Regions from separate parts of the Homo sapiens genome. Here all the other regions are linked to region 1. A link is a loop called in an ENCODE intact Hi-C map of the cell type or tissue named here. Cell type or tissue: heart left ventricle. All regions are shown on one strand.

Region 1 (2,500 bases):
CCAAATCACACAGCCAGTAAGTGGCAAAACTGCTCATTAATCCGTTTTCTGGCTCCTAAAAGCTGCTCTTCACCACCATGATATATTATCCTCCCTCATCTGAAAAAAGAAGCTGACAGGTTTCTGTCTTTATCTCTGTAAAATAAGATGAAAGATATTTAAATTTAAATTTAAAAAAACAAGTCTGGTGTGGTGGCTCATGCCTGTAATACCTGCACTTTGGGAAGCCCAGAGAGGAGGATTGCTTGCAGCCAGGAGTTTGAGACCAGCCTAAGCAACATAGCGAGACCCTGTCTCTACAAAATAATAATAATAATAATAATAATAATAATAATAATAATAATAATAATAAAATAAATTAGCTGGTGTGGTGGCACGCACCTGCAGTCCCAGCTACTCAGGAGGATCGCTTTAGCCCAAGAGTTTGAGGATCCAGGGAGCCATGATCACACCACTGCACTCTAGGCTGAGTCCAGAGCAAGACTCCAAAAAACAACCACAACAACAACGACAAAGCACCTTTGCAGTAGAGAAATATAATAAACACTATCTCAGTCAGGTTGTCAAAATTAACATCAACAATGATGCATACATAAGTATGTAGCCTTGATATGATGTGATGAGAATGTTACTGGGGTTTTCCTCCCAAAAACCCATAACACAATCCTGGTAGAACCATGATAAAAACACCAGACAACTCCACACCGAGGAACATTCTACAAAATACATGACCAGTATTCCTCAAAAACTGCTAAGGTCATCAAAAACAAGGCAAGTCACAGAAACTGTCAGAGACCAGAGGATCCCAATGAGACAAGGTAATTAAATGTAATGTGATGTCCTCAATGAAATCCTGGAACAGAAAAAGGACATTAGGGGAAAAGTTACAATGATAGTGAAATCTGAGTAAACTCTGGAGTTTAGTTAATGGTAATGTACCAATGTTGATTCCTTAGTTATGACAAATGTACCATGGTAATGCCAGGTGTTAGCAACAGGAAAAACTGAGTGATGGAAATACAGGAACTCTCTGTACTGTCTTTGTAAGTTTTCTGTAAATTTAGAACCATTCTAACAGGAGTTTTTTTTTTAAGGAGATACTATTATCAAATATAACAACCTATTGAATTATTAGAAGCAAAGAATTCATCTCTGATGACACTGTGGAGTGTCCTCCGTTGGAAATTTTAGGAATAAAACAGAAAGCTCAGTACCCTGAAGAATTTAAATGTTAGTCTTCTTGAAACATAACACTGAACCAAATTATTTCTTGACATCAATTATATTTTAAGACTATACATTTGTGATTTTTATTAATTGTTACAATGACTCTTCAACACTGAGTAACTGGAAAATTTGCCAAATGAAAAGTTAATCTTTTGTAATTATATGTCAGAGTTATCACAAAAATAATGAGTAGGTGTCTCAGCTACGGCACAGTAATTACATTAAACATTGGCTGGGTAAAGAACCAAACGTTACAGAACGCTTGCTGTTTGTGTTGGTATTTATGTAGTTGAGCTGTTTCTCCCAGTAGGGGGCTCTGTTGACCATCAAATGGAAAAGATGCCCTGGCGTTAGGGAACAGAGTTTTTTGGATTCTACTTTGATTAGCGTTTGTAGGGGTAACTTTGAGGAAGAAAAACCTTTCACAAATCTTCTCCAGTTAGAAAGGAAGATTAGACAACACCAACTAATGTGGTTGGGGGTAGAGGATGTTTCAGAGAAGAAAGAAGGTATATTGGACCATACCAGAAAACAGAGACCTTCAGAATGCTCTTAGGCCTAGATATTGCTGAAACCATATATGCTCAAATGAAAAGCAGGTTTGAAGTGATAAAACTAGAAATGCCATATCCCACTTTCAGGATATGTGTTCCTGAAAGGTAATATTGGAGAAATGTCCTTCTTATACATTTTTTAATTGAGATAAGGTCTTGCTTTGTTGTTCAGGCTGGTCTTGAACTCCTGGCCTCAAGCAATCCTACCTTGGCCTGCCAAAGCACTGGGATTACAGGTGTGGTCCATCACACCTGGCCAAAGAAATATTCTTGAAGTATCACTTACATACTCATTGATTGACCACTAATGCCCTATTCCACATAGCATTTCACAAGATAGCTCATGCATTTAATTCTTTATCTAAATGCAGGAGCAAGAGCAGCCTCTACACACACACACACACACACACACACACACCCACACCCACACACACACATACACATTGACCCAATAAAAAATTTTAATGATCTCCCATTTCTATAAGCCCAAGTACAGAAGAGAATTCTTGATTGGTTTCTAAGTCCTGCTCTACCTAGCCTCTGACAACATCTCCAGAATTATCTTAAACCACTTTCCCACTCACTCTGTGTGTTCCAGCCCCACTGGCTTTAACATCTTCTATTTCTAACATGCAGAGCACCATCCACTACAGGGCCTTTGCACAGGTTTTCCACACAGCCTTATTGGTCTTATCCTATTCACCTCCTTCTATTTAATG
Region 2 (2,500 bases), 420 kb after region 1:
GATGATTTTATGGAGTTAGAGTTTAATTTATGGAGGCAGTGAATGTAGCAGCCAAAGAGTAAAAAAATGTTCTCAAGGTTTTGAGTACTATGTGACCAAGAAGATACTACTAAATCTTGCAAAAATTCACTATTCTTACATTTTTAGTTTTCAGCTTCCTCACTGCAAACTTTGAATGGATCCTTTAAAAAATCCCTCTCTAGCAGTTCAAGTGTATTTGTTATGGGCCACAGAAGTATGTTGAATAATAGAAGTCAGAAGGACGGAAGAAAGAAATAAAGGGTATAATATTGTTACAAAGTATCTCAAACAAAATGTCTTTTTAACCAGTAAATTTTAACACTATCCAAACACTCTCCCAGAGATGACAAAGTCAAAAGTTTAGAAATGCTGGTCTTAATTAGTGAAGCAATGTGAAAAAACTCAGTGATCTTGACCCCTAGCCAATAATGATACGTTGTGCACGGAATGCCACCAAACCCTTAAGATTGAAACTCTTCAACAAGGGTCTTAGACTCACAAGTCAATTAAATGTTGTTAATTAATCTTCCAATAAAATTAAATTGTTATACCAAATTCAAAGTCAAGATTTACTATAAAATATTAAGTAGTAAAATTAATATTGATCCAATATATAAAAGGCAAAGCAGCTTGTGATTGCATAATCATAGCATAAACTACGTTTATGCTAAGATTTATTTCAATGTGTTTGAAACTACAGGCTCTGAGAGAGACAGGCCTGATTTACATCCCGTTTCCACTGTTTACATGTTGTGTAACTTCGAGCAAGTTGCCATCAGTTTCATCACCTGGGTTGCCACGAAGGTTAAACAATGAATGTAAGCCCCTTAGAGCACAATGAACACAATAAATGTTAGCAGCTCTTATTAATAGTGTTGTTCGAGAGAAAAAGAACATATTGTTTTATATACAATGTATTTATTAACACTTAACGCATCTGTATTTGTCATATACACACACCAGACAGGAAAGCTCCTTATTAATCACCATGACTGCAGATCTGTTAACATCTAGAACTCTGGAGAAAACCTAGAGCCCTAATCTTGCTGCACTTATTACTGGACGTTGTTCATAAATATGATTTACATAAAATTCAGGACCCAATCATTGCGCAACAGGAGGTAGCACGGTCTGCAGAGAGGGCGGGAGCTCAGAGGAGGAAAAGTCTTCGGACTTGCAGGGGGAATTCCTCCTGGGCTAACCCGGGAGCGGGGTCCAGGCCACAACCGGCCGGCGGCGGCACAGGCTCCATGTGCGGCTCCCCCTGGAGGCGGTTGAGCCCCTCGGAGCAGGAGCGCGTAGCACACACCTCGGGCCGCCACCGCCTCCCGCCCGCCACCGCACGCGCACGCGCGGTTAGTAGTCGCTGCTGCGCGGCCGCCGGCGGGACTGGTCTGAAGAGACGCGGGGACCAAGTGGCAACGACTTGGACATCTGAGCTGTCACTGCCGAAAACAGGCCGCAAGAGAGGTGCGTGAGCAGCAGGCCGCGTTCCCGCTGTCCCGCTGCCCTTTGCGCGCAGATTGGGGTGAGGAAGCGGAGTCGTTGCTGCTTCCCCCAGGCACCCCGTTACTTTGCCGCCAGAGGGCTGAACCGGTCGGGGCCAAGTGAGGGTGGATGTTGAGTCTGGCGATGGGGCTGCAGCGAGCTAGGGTCTTGACTGGGCTCTGGCGGCCCCGTGGGTGGACGCAGGAGGTGGTGCCACCTGGGACCCTTTGTGTCTTCAGCACCGCCGCATCCACCTGCTGCGCCCGGGCTGGGGCGGACGAGCACGGGGACAGCTAGGTGCCTAGCCCGGCCGGCCTCCCCTGCGGGCTTGAGGAGCCACCGGGAGCCGAGGCCGTTATTCCAGCGGTTGCCATTGCAGCCCCGTTCCACGCTTGAGCCCGGGGCGCTCTCCCAATGGTTGTAGAGGGGGCCCGGGGCGCGTCTGGGCGCTGCTCACTCTGCTGACTGCTCCTTACAGAAACCCAAACGAGATCAAAATAGGCTCGGCTGTCTCAGTCTCCACCTATGTGGAAGCGAAGGGACCCCACTTCACGGCGGTGGGGCCAGGGACTGTTGGCCGCTCCCTCGATACCCGCGCAGAGCCCATTGTGCGCCGCCGGGGGGCGGGCGAAAGGGCTGGGTTGAATCCAGAGAGGCCCTAATTACTAGACTCATTATCGCCCCAGGCCTGTTTACCATCAATCAGACACTTTCGCTGATTTTATTTATAGCATCTGCCCAAGCAACAAAGAGGAGGTGTTTGCTTGGGAGTTAAAAGCAAATGGCAACCAAAGCTCAGGACTGGGAGAGAAAAGGTAAATAACGTGGCCACAGGAAGAAGTCTCAAATTAGAAAAGAGTTCATTAACGTATAAACTTTTTGTTGCTTAAAAGCAGGCAAAATCCCGATCTCATCTGATGATTTTGCTTGTTTTACAAATGTCGACATCACTCGAGGTAGCCCTCCTTTGGGTCATTGTAAGTTTGACCTG
Region 3 (2,500 bases), 210 kb after region 1:
TCCTGCCCGGCCTGGAAGACCCACTGGCTGGCATGGAGGTGGCCATGGAGCTGCCCCAGGCCAGGCCTCTGCCCTCCCCAGGTGCTACTGGAGTCCAGGCCTTGGAGAAGCAGGAAGCTGCCGAGAGCCTTGTCTTGGAGCAGAGCTTTCTGCACGGCATCACCCTGCTGAGCGAGATCGCAGAGCTGGAGCTGGAGAGGAGGAGCAAGAAGGTGGGAGGTGCGGAGCGGGCCCTGGTGGCTCGGCCCTCACTGGAGAGCCTGCTGGCAGCCGGCAGCCACATGCTGAGGGAGGTGCTGGATGGGCCCGTGGTGGGACCCGCTCAAGAACCTGCGGCTCCCACGGGAGCTGAAGCCCACAATAAGTACAGCTGGATGCGCAAGAAGGAGGAGCGGATGTACCCCATGAAGTCCTCCGTGGAGGACATGGACGTCCTGGAACTGGACTTCAGAATGTGGCGGGCCGAGGTCCAGCACCAGTACAAGGAGAAGCAGCATGAGCTGGTGAAGCTGCAGCGGCGCCGGGACTCCGAGGACAGGCACGAGGAGTCCCATGGAAGCTTGGCACGCAGGCCGTGGAAACAGACCCACGCCCCCGAGAGCCCTGTCGCCCGCCCGCAAGAGGGGGAAGAACTGCAACAGTAGCGGAAAGCTGAGCAGCAAATCTCTGCCGACATCAGATGACTATGAGCTGGGAGCAGGAATAAGGAAGAGACACAAAGGGCCCAAGGAGGAACACAATGCCCTTATTGGAACAGGGAAAGCCAGGGAGAGGAACCAGACTTGGGATGAACACGAGGCTTCGTCTAAGTTCATAAGTCAGCTGAAGATTAAGAAGAAGAAGATGGACAGCGACCAGGAGCAGTTGGCAAGCAAGCTCGACAAAGGCCCTCTCCCTCACCAAGCAGGACAAGTTGAAGTCACCCTTCAAGTTTTCAGACAGTGCTGGGGGGAAATCAAAAACTGGCAGGGGCTGCAGCAAGTACTTAACTCCTTATGACAGCCTGCTGGGCAAGGACAGGAAGGTGCTGGCCAAGGGCCTCCGGCCTGTCTCTGAAATCTTCCAGAGAAGGTAAACACAAAAGGGCCGCCAAAGCCAGGAAGATAGGGGTGGGGTTCAAGGCCAGAGGCCAGCCCAAGTCGGCCCATTCCGCGTTTGCCTCCGAAGTGAGCAGCTACTCTTACAATACAGACTCAGAGGAAGACGAAGAATTCCTGAAGGAGAGTGGCCCGCCCAAGGCCCCTCCGGCTAGCTCCAAACTGATGCCTTCCCTCCTGTGTGGCATGGTGGCAAAGGACAGCAAGGCAGCTGGCGGCCCCTAGCTGACCAAGAGGGCCTGGCACACACCCCCTCCTCCGCCCCCTCCCGGACTCTGAAACCTAAGCCAGCCACCAGCAGGAAGCAGTGGTTTTGTTTGCTGCTTCGAGAGGCTAAGGTGCATTCCTCCTTCAGCGACTCTTCGGAAGATTCATTTGACTAAGGTTACTATCTCCAAACACAAAATACTTTCTGTGTTTCCTAGCGAGAGAGTGCCTGCGAGTGAGCGAGAAGGAAGCGAGTGGGCGCACGGGAGAGATGGGGGGTGAGGAGGCCCGTGCGGATGGCCGCAGGAAGGCCGCCATCTGGGTTCTTGGCAGTGTAGCCTGCTGTATCGGCCAAATTATTTTTATTTTTGCTTTGATTTGTACTGTATCGTTGTGATAATATCGCCGGCTAGCTCTTTTTGAGCTGTTATATGGACTGCTTCTGAGTCTGCATTTTTCTCCACTTTCCTTCCTCTCCGCCCTCCTCCCCCTACCCCGAGTTCCTCCCCACCCCCATACTCACCTTTTCTGCCCACCCAGAGACCCCAGGCTGTGGTCAGGCTCTCTTTGGGCACGGGCCCAGTGGGGGCTTCCCGAGAAACATTTTATAAATGGAATTCTGTCATGTGGGCGTGTGACTTGATGTTTGTACTGCGATTTTGATAATACCAAACTTTATTAAACATACTGAGTTCATTTTTAACAACAACAATAAAACAAAAAGTGGAGGTGATAAAAATGGTTGCAAATTCCTGGGGAGTAGGTATTGATAAAGAGGTCAAAGGCTCACAAAGGCACTCTTTTTAAAGCCTCTGTTTTAATACACTCATGTAACTGTTTACTCAGATCAAAAGATAGAACGTGCTAGCAACCTGGAAGTGCCCCTTGTGCCCCTTTCATATCACTGTCCATCCAACCATGGTTAATAAATCTCCAGACTTCTAAAAGCGTAGATGATCTTTGATTTCTTTTGAACTTGATACAAATGGAATCTCACGGAATATGCTCTTTTGCTTCTGTTTTTTTTTGTTTTTTTTTTTTTTGCTTAGTATTATGATTGTAAGATTTAAATATATTGTTCTTTTTATTGCTGCAAAATAGTTGATTATGTGATGATATTGCCATTTCTTTATCCATTCTGTGCATGAGCATTTGAGTGGTTACTGACTTTTGGTTAATAGTGTCACTATTAATAT

What was found. Hi-C counts contacts between places; a loop is a spot of excess contacts. Peaks named below come from ENCODE experiments on the same cell type or tissue, not always from the same donor. Only the 100,000 strongest peaks of a DNase experiment are listed, where the experiment ranks them.
Region 2: it touches region 1 in a loop (6-fold over the local background); 9 of 110 quality-filtered maps call a loop at or near these places.
Region 3: a loop joins it to region 1, with 5 times the contacts of the local background. A loop is called at or near these places in 31 of 110 quality-filtered maps.

The regions. Positions count from the first base shown.
Region 1 is chr4:140,850,261-140,852,760 of GRCh38, reverse strand. No RefSeq gene overlaps it. Among named protein-coding and RNA genes, the nearest start is that of TBC1D9, 95 kb to the right of the region's middle. In heart left ventricle, a CTCF peak has its summit at 1,539 (motif pointing right); no DNase peak of the experiment used is centred here.
Region 2 is chr4:140,426,528-140,429,027 of GRCh38, reverse strand. CLGN (calmegin) reads left to right here and starts at 1,380. Exons shown (of 15, transcript NM_004362.3): 1 at 1,380-1,491. RefSeq lists an enhancer at 2,174-2,223. In heart left ventricle, CTCF peaks have their summits at 1,289 (motif pointing left) and 2,153 (motif pointing right); DNase peaks (open chromatin) are centred at 1,337 and 2,107; H3K4me3 peaks cover 1,688 bases; H3K27ac peaks cover 1,363 bases; H3K27me3 peaks cover 598 bases.
Region 3 is chr4:140,640,938-140,643,437 of GRCh38, reverse strand. All of the region lies in intron 13 of TBC1D9 (TBC1 domain family member 9), which reads left to right. It also overlaps the pseudogene TNRC18P1. Among named protein-coding and RNA genes, the nearest start is that of TBC1D9-AS1, 70 kb to the left of the region's middle. In heart left ventricle, a CTCF peak has its summit at 1,310; DNase peaks (open chromatin) are centred at 537, 1,187 and 1,566; H3K4me3 peaks cover 1,293 bases; H3K27ac peaks cover 1,263 bases.